Linked DNA regions of Homo sapiens: region 1 is linked to region 2. Evidence: read pairs that join two places in POLR2A ChIA-PET (ENCODE). Cell type or tissue: GM12878. All regions are shown on one strand. Each heading gives the region's core, and the rest is flanking DNA. Links, peaks and the distances in the headings are about the cores only. Region 1 overlaps SLC17A5 (solute carrier family 17 member 5). Region 2 overlaps EEF1A1-AS1 (EEF1A1 antisense RNA 1).

What was found. ChIA-PET counts read pairs that join two places held together with the same protein. Peaks named below come from ENCODE experiments on the same cell type or tissue, not always from the same donor. Only the 100,000 strongest peaks of a DNase experiment are listed, where the experiment ranks them.
Region 1: POLR2A ChIA-PET joins it to region 2 with 5 read pairs; 7 of 35 experiments call an interaction of 5 or more read pairs at or near these places.

What each region holds. Positions count from the first base shown.
Region 1 is chr6:73,630,698-73,636,074 of GRCh38, reverse strand. SLC17A5 (solute carrier family 17 member 5) reads left to right here. Exons shown (of 11, transcript NM_012434.5): 6 at 575-693. Among named protein-coding and RNA genes, the nearest start is that of SLC17A5, 21 kb to the left of the region's middle. In GM12878, for the core only: no CTCF peak of the experiment used is centred there; no DNase peak of the experiment used is centred there.
Region 2 is chr6:73,558,082-73,563,458 of GRCh38, reverse strand. The region is part of intron 3 of EEF1A1-AS1 (EEF1A1 antisense RNA 1); the gene reads right to left. Among named protein-coding and RNA genes, the nearest start is that of EEF1A1-AS1, 37 kb to the right of the region's middle. RefSeq lists enhancers at 2,369-2,508, 2,519-2,578. In GM12878, for the core only: no CTCF peak of the experiment used is centred there; DNase peaks (open chromatin) are centred at 2,348, 2,788, 2,958 and 4,645; H3K4me3 peaks cover 717 bases; H3K27ac peaks cover 1,589 bases.

The DNA of each region.
Region 1 (5,377 bases), core at 88-5,087, 73 kb before region 2:
TAGGCAAAGTCATGTGGTTAAAAGTTGTTTTCTTCTGGCTGGGTGCAGTGGCTCACACCTGTAATCCCAGCACTTTGGGAGGCCGAGGCGGGTGGATCACGAGGTCAGGAGTTCAAGACCAGCCTGGCCAACATGGTGGAACCCCATCTCTACTCAAAATACAAAAATTAGCCAGGCGTGGTGGCACGTGCCTGTAGTCCCAGCTACTCAGGAGGCTGAGACAGTAGAGTTGCTTGAACCCAGCAGGCGGAGGTTGCAGTGAGCCGAGATCACGTCACTGCACTCCAGCCTGTGAGACAGAGCAAGACTCTATCTCAAAAAAAAAAAAAAAAGTTGTTTTCTTCAAAATGTATAAGCAATAATACAGTTATAGCAATTATCCCATTAAAGAATTGAGAGAAACTTGAAATTGAATCCAAACTGAAGTCAGTTTTACATTGAATTTATAGTTACATAATTTTTTCAAGACATGTAAAAATTGTTGTTGGTGCTTTCTAATTTTGTGTTTTTGTTTTGTTTTGTTTGTTATTTGGTACATTCTAATTTTATCTAACTATTATTTTTCTATTTTAAGGTACTATTGGAATATTTTGGTTTCTTTTGTGGATCTGGTTAGTTAGTGACACACCACAAAAACACAAGAGAATTTCCCATTATGAAAAGGAATACATTCTTTCATCATTAAGAAATCAGGTATGGACTTTGACACATTTTAAAAATAATGTCAGAAACTTTTTTTCTTCAGAATTAAGATATCAGTTTTTAAAAATATATATTCCTATTGTGCATGCTCTAGACAAAGTAGAATAGGCAAATGAAATGAACATCCAAAGTATTGTCTGGCTGGGTGCAGTGGCTCACACTTGTAATCCCAGTCCTTTGGGGAGGTCTAGGTGGGAGGATCATTTGAGGTCAGGAGACTAGCCTAGTCAACATAGTGAGACCCTTTCTCTACAAAACATTTAAAATATTTAAAAAAAAATTTTAAATACATAAATATGAACAAAGTATTGTCTGAAGAATTTCAGTTCTTTCATTTTTTATAGAAAGTATAGTTTTATAAACTATAAAAAATATTTTTAAGTCATTTTAAAACCTTTTAGTGTAGTGATTATCAAATGAGTCTTAAGTTTGTTTTTTCCACTTGATTAGTAGAAAATAAAATGTGTTATTCATGAAAGGATTCTCATTCTGACCATTAGTTGTTAGAAAACCAACTAGTGTGTTTATACAGTTGTACATCCCAAATCTGAAAATTCTAAATCCAAAATACTCTGAAATCCAAAAGTTTTTGAGAACCCACATGATGCTCAAAGGAAATGCTCATTGGAGCATTTCAGAGTTCAGATTTTTGGATTTTAAGATTTAGGATGCTTGGCCAGCCTGATGGCTCACTCCTGTAATCCCAGCACTTTGGGAGGCTGAGGCAGGCGGATCGCCTGAGGTCAGGAGTTCGAGATCAGCCCGGCCAACATGACAAAACCCCATCTCTGCTAAAAATACAAAAATTAGCTGGGCATGGTGGCACACACCTGTAGTCCCAGCTACTCGGGAGGCTGAGACAGGAGAATTCCTTGAACCCAGGAGGCAGAGGTTGCAGTGAGCTGAGATCGTGCCACTGCACTCCAGCCTGGGTGACAGAGCAAGACTCCATCTCGAAAAGAAAAACAAGATTTAGGATGCTTAATTGGGAAGGTACGTGATACAAATATTCTAAAATCCAGAATCCAAAACACTTCTGGTTCCAAGCATTTCAGACAAGGGATATTGGACCTGTATCTATATTTTAAATGAGTGTCATTAAAGAAAGAGAACAGCACATTTATTATGATATAATATTATAATATGATATACATCTGTTTGCTCTTCTAGAGTAGGTCTTTAGAAAAAAGTTTATATCTTATTAAAACCAGATTTCAATCACTTAATCGAGCACAAAGGCAAATCACAAATAAAAATCTATAATAATTCAATATACTAAATTCTCAAACCATGGAAACAAAATGTTTGCCTTTTGAGTAGAATAAAAGAAGAACATAAAAACATTAGGAAAGATTAAAATATACACAGTTTGTTTTCAGCATTCTTGTTGGCTTCAAAGTCACTTTATTAGTTTAAGAACATAAAATATTTAAGACTTTTCCTATTAAATTGTCATGATTGATATTTTATTTTATTTTATTTATTTTTTTTTTTAGACGGAGTTTCGCTCTCTCACCCAGGCTGGAGTGTAGTGGCACAATCTCAGCTCACTGCAACCTCTATCTCCCTGGTTCAAGCAATTCTCCTGCCTCAGCCTCCTGAGTTGCTGGGATTACAGGTGCATGCCACCACTCCCAGCTAATTTTTTGTATTTTTAGTAGAGACGGGATTTCACCTTATTGGCCAGGCTGGTCTCGAACTCCTGGCCTCAAGCGATCCTCCCACCTTGGCCTCCCAAAGTGCTGGGATTACAGGCATGAACCACTGTGCCTAGCCCAAGATTGATATTTTAAATATTTATATACAATATAACCAGGCAGTAAAATTAAAAACTTAGTCTTGGCTGGGCATGGTGATTTACGCCTGTAATCCCAGCACTTTGGGAGGCTAAGGCAGGCAGTTTTCTTGAGCCCTGGAGTTCAAGACCAGCCTGGACAACATAGCGAGACCCCATCTCTAAAAAGAAGGAAAAATGTACTCTTTAACATTTCTTTTTAAGTTTTTTATTTTGCTATAAATGTCTCTACAAGCAGCTGAACTTTAAGAATTATGACCTGTCTTGATCTTTGCCAAAGATTGGCAAAAACTTAGAAACAGAAGAAATCAGCACTGTAATAAAGTTTTAACCAGGTGGAGAGCTCATATCCAAGGTTACTTGGGTCTGAGTCTTCCCAGCAAAAAAAAAAAAAAAAAAAATTAATACAAGTAAAAAAGAAAGTTTTAGCTGGGTATGGTGGCACACAAGTGCAGTTCCAGCTCCTCAGGAGGCTGAGGCAAGGGGACTGCTTAAGTCCAGCAGGTCAAGGTTGCAGTGAACTATGATCAGCCATTGCACTCCAACCTGGGCAACAGAGCAAGACCATGTCTCAAATAAATAAGTTAAGTTACTTTGAAAGTTTAGAGTCCTACCTGATGTTAATTGAGTTACCCACTTTTTTCCCCTTAAGGAACAGGTAAAAAAAATTTAACACATTATAAACAGATGTTGCCATGTAAAACTTGATATGTTTTGTCATTTTCTCAACATTGATGGGTAACAGCTTGCTTTCTCCAATATTTCATTTTTATCATGATCTTCCAGAACTGATAAAACTTTTGAGTTTGTTTAAATTTTTTAAAAAGCTTTCCCTTGGCCAGGGGTGGTGGCTCGCATCTGTAATCCCAACACTTAGGGAGGCCAAGATGGAAGGATTGCTTGGGCCCAGGAATTGAGACCAGCCTGGGCAACATGACGAGACCTCATCTCTACAAAAAATTTAAAAATTAGCCAAGCATGAGGTTATGCACTTGTAGTCCCAGCTACTCGGCTGGCTGCAGCAGGAGGATTGAGTGAGCCTGGGAAGTCAACGGTATAGTAAGCTGTGTTTGTGCCACTGCACTCCAGCTTGGGCAACAGAGCAAGACCCTGTCTTAAAAAAAAAAAAAAAAAAAAAAAAAAGCTTTCTCTACATCGATATGTGTCTTAATCTCTCCAAACTTAGGTTGTTTCTCGACACACTTCGGAAAAAGGAATATTCAGAGGCAAGAGAGTTAGGAGGAGAAGCCCAGATTGCATTCCTTTTTTTTTTTTTTTTTTTTTTTGAGTCTAGCTCAGTGCCCAGGCTGGAGTACAGTGGCACCATCACAGCTCAGTGCAGCCTCAACCCTACAGGTTCAAGCAGTCTTCCCACCTCAGCCTCTCGAGTAGCTGGGACTACAGGTGCACACCACCATGCCTAGCTAATTATTTTTTGTAGAGACGGAGTCTCGCTATGATGATCAAGCTGGTCTCAAACTGCTGGGCTTAAGGAGTCTTCCTGCCTAAGACTCCCAAAATGCTGGGATTACAGGCATGAGTCACCTTGTACAACCAGACTGCATTCTTAAAGCACATGACGTTATAGTTGACAGTGTTGTAAAATGATGTGTTACGTGAAGCTGCATCTTTAAATCTTGGACCCAAGAAATGTGCAGCATCTACTCATTCATTCTTTAAACATTTTTTTTTGAAACTTTACTATGACCTAGGTTCTTTGTCAGCTGAGGACTTAAAAATGAATAAGAGGAAAAAAATAAAACATGGTTCCTGTGGGGCCCAAGGTCTCCAGAGGGAGACAGACATGGATGGACAGAATTTCAATACAATATAGCCTGCATAATGCAGTGCTGTAAGGTACAGGACATCTTTGGAACAGAGAAGGTGGCAGTCCTCAGCCAGCCTGGGGCAGACAGGAAAAGCTTCCTTGTGTCAGTGCCTTTTGGCCAAAGGAACACACTTGTAGTTGAACAAGTTGGGTTTCTTGGTTCGTTGCAGTGAGGAAGAAAGCACACCATGAAGAACCATGGGGCATCTTAGTGCAGAGTTGAGAGGAACTTGTTGCAGTTTAGACTTGCAGTAGGTGACTTTGGGAAGGGTTTAAAGAATCAATATTTTGCTCTGGATTTGATAATTCTATGATGAATTTTTATCTAGAAGGTGGGGTAAAGCTGTGATTAGTAAGGGCACAGCAGTCACTCATATTAGCTGGGAGAGGAAGATGTTTCGCATTTTTTGTAGTTTATGGCATTTGTGTTTTTGTCTGTGCTCAGACATGACTGTGGAGTGGTTTTTTTTCTTTTTCTTCTTCTTTTTAGAGACAGGGTCTCGCTCTGTCTCCCGGACTGTCATGCAGTGGGGTGATCTCAGCTCACTGTAAAGTGGTCTTATTTTTGTCTTGCTCCAGCATGCTCATAGAGTGGCCTGGTTTCGGTTCAACAGGACAACCCCAGGCCTAGATGTTAGAACCAGGACAGTTTAGCTTACCGCAGCCCAGGACTGCTTTTTTTCTTTTTTTTTTTTTTTCTTTTGAGACAGAGTTTTGCTCTTTTTGCCCAGGCTGAAGTACAATGGCACGATCTCAGCTCACTGCAACATCCGCCTCCCAGTTTCAAGTGACTCTCCTGCCTCAGCCTCCCGAGTAGCCGGGATAACAGGTGTGCACCACCACACCCAGCTAATTTTGTATTTTTAGTAGAAACGGGGTTTCTCCACGTTGGTCAGGCTGGTCTCGAACTCCCAACCTCAGGTGATCCGCCCGCCTTCATCTCCCGAAGTGCTTGTATTACAGGTGGGAGCCACCACACCCGGCCTGACTGCTTTTTTTCTTTCTCACTTTCCTGAGAGAAAGAGTGATATCTTCTAGAGAGAGAGTGACAC
Region 2 (5,377 bases), core at 174-5,173:
ACCCCGTCTCTATTAAAAGTATAAAAATTAGCTGAGTGTGGTGGCGGGCGCCTGTAGTCCCAGCTACTGGGAGGCTGAGGCAGGAGAATCACTTGAACCCGGGAGGTGGAGGTTGCAGTGAGCCAAGATCACGCCATTGCACTCCAGCTTGGGCGACAGAGCGAGACTCTGTCTCAAGAAAAAAAAAATTTTTTTTTAAATTTATCTGTTTGTTATCTAAGAATATTCATTAAAAATCAAATACTGGCTGGGCACGGTGGCTCACTCCTGTAATCCCAGCACTTTGGGAGGCGAGGTGGGCAGATCACCTGAGGTCAGGAGTTCGAGACCAGCCTGGCCAACATGGTGAAACTCTGTCTCTACTAAAAATACAAAAACTAGCCAGAAGTGGTGGCGAGTGCCTGTAGTCCCAGCTACTCAGGAGGCTGAGGTGGGACAATCGCTTGAACTCAGGAGGCAGAGGTTGCAGCGAGCCGAGATCCTGCAGCTGCATTCCAGCCTGGGCAACATGGCAAGACTCCATCTAAAAAAAAAAAAAAAAAAAAAGGAATCAAACACTGTTTTAGGCTTTCAGGATACAAGGTTAAAAACAAATAAAAAGATCTCAACTGAGATTTACGATTAATAATTCTGTTTTATGATATAACTGTAGTCATACTTCATAGACAAATAAAATAATACCTAATGATTGCACAATCACAGATACGAACTTTAGAGATTGGAGCCTAAATCTCCAAAACTATAACATCCAGGAGCAGAAATCCAAATCATTTCTTACATTATACACCCCCTTAAAGCATAAAAAAAAATTAAAAAAGAAAAAAGGCAAATGGGAATGAGATTCCATTCTCTTTGGGGAATAGTCACTAGGCCAATGACAGGAATAGGATGAATTCCTTGCTTATCCATTCCCTAGTTACCTTCTGATAAGGTTAGAAGGTAGTAACCCCTGAATGTACCCATGTAGACCCAAATTGGTTCCTGGTGATACTAGGTATTCATGCACTGTTGGATAAATTCAACTAATCCCTTTGAAAATTTCCAGTAGCAAGTGAACATTATTATTTTCCAAGTCTTTTCCCAATTGCAAAGGGGCCTCTGTCAAATGTCTGGGTCAATGGTTAAAATGTCGAAGCCTTTTGGTGACTTAGAAAATTCTAAACTTGGCCGGGCACAGTGGCTCACACCTGTAATCCTAGCACTTTGGGAGGCCGAGGCAGGCAGATCACGAGGTCAGGAGTTTGAGACCAGCTTGGCCAATGTGGCAAAACCCCATCTCTACTAAAAATACAAAAATTAGCTGGGCATGGTGGCGTGTGCCTGTAGTCTCAGCTACTCTGGAGACTGAGGCAGAAGAATCACTTGAACCAGGGAGTTGGAGGTTGCAGTGAGCCAAGATCGTGCCACTGCATTCCAGCCTGGGCAACAGAGTGAGACTCTGTCTCAGAAAAAAAAAAAAAAAAAGAAAATTCTAAACTTTAGAGATAGAGCTTGAGCTATTAGCACTGACATTTAGTTATCAGTCAGGTATCAAGAAAGCTATGGTAATAGGGCCGGGTGCGGTGGCTCACGCCTATAATCCCAGCACTTTGGGAGGCCGAGGCGGGCGGATCACGATGTCAGGAGATCGAGACCATCCTGCCTAACACGGTGAAACCCTGTCTCTACTAAAAATACAAAAAATTAGCCAGGCACGGTGGCGGGCGCCCGTAGTCCCAGCTACTTGGGAGGCTGAGGCAGGAGAATGGCGTGAACCCGGGAGACGGAGCTTGCAGTGAGCCGAGATGGCGCCACTGCACTCCAGCCTGGGCAACAGAGCGAGACTCCGTCTCAAAAAAAAAAAAAAAAAGAAAGAAAGCTACGGTAATAGAGTGATGGGATTAGGGTGTTTACTGAGATTTTAATTCTTTCCTCTTTGTGTATGTTTTTGTTTGTTTGTGTGAGACACAGTCTCACTCTGTCACCCAGGCTGGAGTGCAGTATCCCGATCTTGGCTCACTGCAACGTCCACCCCCCAGCTCCAAGAGGTTCTCCTGCCTCAGCTTCCCAAATAGCTGGGATTACAGGCACCTGCCACCATGTCCAGCTAATTTTTGTATTTTTAGTAGAGAACGGGGTTTCACCATGTTGGCCACTGGTCTCGAACTCCTGACCTCAAGTGATCTGCCCGCCTCGGCTTCCAAGGTGCTGGTATTACAGGCGTGAGCCACCGCGCCCAGCCTCTAGCTCTTTGAAGTTAACTTTTTGTTTACCCTAAAATTAGTTTTAACTTTGCATAGGGGATTAATTGTCATACATAAAATCTGACTCTGCCCATTTCAGTGATTAAAATAGGATTAGAAATTGGAAGGAGGGGTTGCGGAATGATTTGTGTCCTAGAAACTGGATTTGGTAAGAAATGTTGAAAGCAGAAGTGAGATTCCTTTGAATTTTTTTTTCTTTTTCATAAGTGACATCTCTATGTCATGTCTAGTTTCTTTTCTTTTTTATTTTTTTCATTGAGGAAGGCCGGGAGACATGTCTAGTTTCTATTATGGTTATAAGCAGTGGCAATTTGCAATTATTAAGGAAGGAGAGAGGGAGAAAATTCTGGAAACTGTTTACTCTTATTTCACCTTGAGATGCCAGATTTTCTCTATTTCTATTTGCTAGCAAAGCATACCGTCACCCAAAATAGCCACTGAGTTTTCTTGTAAAAATCAAAGCAATTGTCCCTAAATACTTCATTTGTGTTCTTAGATACAAAGGCTTACAGAAGAAGATAAGTATTTCCCCTTCTTTGAGGATAAGATGGTGTGAAAACATAAAGCAAAAGAGGGCAAAAGGTTGAATATTCAAAGGTTAAGTAATTCAAAAAGAGAAACAAACAGATGGATTTTTGTCACACGTACTGTTCTTTGTTGAAAACCCTGGTAGTGGCAGAAATAGTCCAGGGCTAACGACGACCTGCATTGACTCTAGGCGCTGCAGCTTTCTGCTGTGTAAACCTTAGTCACCTCTGTGCCTTAATTCCCTAGTATTTAAAATAGAAAATATCACCAGCTACCTCGGAGTTTTTTAGGCCTTCTGCCAGATTTTTTTTTTTAAAAGTGCTTCAAAGCTATTTCATAGGTACTTGTGGGCTTTTCCTGGGTTTTTTCAAGGATGATGTCACAGATCCTATATCAAAAAGAACATGTATTTCTGTTCATTTGGGGTTTTCTTTTTTCTTTTTTCTTTTTGAGTCAGAGTCTCACTGTCGCCCAGGCTGGAGTGCAGTGGTGCGACCTCGGCTCACTGCAACCTCCGCCTCCCAGGTTCAAGCGATTCTCCTGCCTCAGCCTCCCGAGTAGCTGAGACCACAGGCGCACGCCACCATACCCGGCTAATTTTTGTATTTTTAGTAGAGACAGGGCTTCACTTTGTTGGCCAGGCTGGTCTTGAACTCCTGACCTCAGGTGATCCACCTGCCTCGGCCTCCCAAAGTGCTGGGATTACAGACGTGAGCCACAGCGCCCGGCCTGTTCATTTTGTTAATGCCAAGAGTCAACAATGGGAAGAACCGGGTTCTAGGTGAAGTTTGTAACCAAACGAGGCAAAAAGGTTCGGTAGCCATTTTGAAAAGCACTTAGCCAGGCGTGGAGGCGGGCGCCTGTGATCCCAGCTACTCGGGAGGCTGAGGCAGGAGAATCACTTGAATCCGGGAGGCAGAGGTTGCAGTGAGCCGAGGTCGCGCCACTGCACTCCAGCCTGGGTGACAGAACGAGACACCATCTCAAAAATAAAAAAAAAAAATACAATAAAATACACACACACACACACACATGCACACACACACGCTCACTTAGAAAAGAAAGGCGCGAGGCCAGGCAGTGTGACTCACGCCTTTAATCCCAGCAATTTTGGAGGCCAAAGCGGGAGAATCTCTTGAGCTCAGGAGTCCAAAACCAGCCTGGGTAACATGGACAGAACCCCCTATCTCTACAAAAATTAGCCGGATGTGGTGGCACACACCTGTAATCCCAGCTACTCAGGAAGCTGAGGTGGGAGGATTACTTGAGCTCCGGAGTGGGAGGTTGCAGTGGACTAAGATCGTCCCACTGCACCCAGCCTGGGTGACAGACCAAGATGCTGTCTGGGGGTAAAAAAAAGAAAGAAAGGAAAATGTACAAGTATGGAAGTTTCTCTATGAGTAGAGAGAAACAACAGGACCAAGTGCAGCCCTAGCCTCTAGAACCTTAACTAACCAAGCCCACCACCTGCAACATACCTCTAGCTCAGTTTAGAGCCCAAGGCTCTTTGTTATTTTTGTTTAGGGAGAACAAAGGAAGGGGCAAGGTAGGGAATGAGGATGGAGAAAGAACAAAATTTGACCTCTGTAACAGCAGAGGTCAAATTAGTGAAGACAGAAAAAACGTGAGGGAAAATCAGCCTGTCTTCAGTGTGGGTGAGCTGTTCCCTAGTAGACCCCAGGTGCTGCTCCCCCTCCTGGAGGATGGGGCTCCTCCCCCTCCCTTTCCCAGCTCTGTAACTGTCCTGGGCAAAGCAAGACAATAAGCTCAGTCCTAGACACCCCCAACCCTGTAAGACATCCCTTTTCTTAGCTGCCCAGAAACCTCATATTTCAAGGTTGAAAGGATGTGGGGGCCTGTTAATACCATACTGAAATACGTATCACTTTCTGTTCACACTTGTCCCCTCCAGTGCCATCAGTCCACCCCCACCTGCCCTCCAGAGGGTGAAGGACCTGACCGACCTGTCTTTTGTGTTTCTGGATCACTAAGGCTACAGCTACTCCTTGGGACATATTGGGTGAATTAATGTGGTTGAATGATATCAGTAGTCATTCATCACAACACCCACTGGAGTGTTAAAGTTCTTTTAATTGGGAAAAGCATATAGATTACTGTTGATAAGAGAATCTGATTTTAGCTAGGCTTTCTTATGCATAAACGCAGCAAATAGAGAGGTTCCAAATCTTTTTTGCTTTTGGTTTATCTATGTATATTTATACTGGGCAATTCAAGTTAAAATATTCCTTTCAGCTTACAACCCTGATTAAAACTTCCCATTTTCTGTTTCTCCCTGAAGTCTCATCCATTAGCCTACATTTAGTCTCTAATGTAAAAAAGTAACCCAAAATCAAAAGAAAGATGAGAGCAAGATTGGTTGAAGTAGTTTTATAAAGGACAAGTCCCTAACCAACTATAAATGCCCTGACAACTATAAATGTGAATGTACTGCCACAGCCATTTGTGGTGGTGAGAATGCCTTAAACTATTTTCCCATTTTTCTGAAGAGTCAAGGGACTTCTGCCTTTAGGACTATTTAAAATATTTAAGCTGGGCACAGTGGCTCACACCTGTAATCCCAACATTTTGGGAAGCTGAGGGGGAGG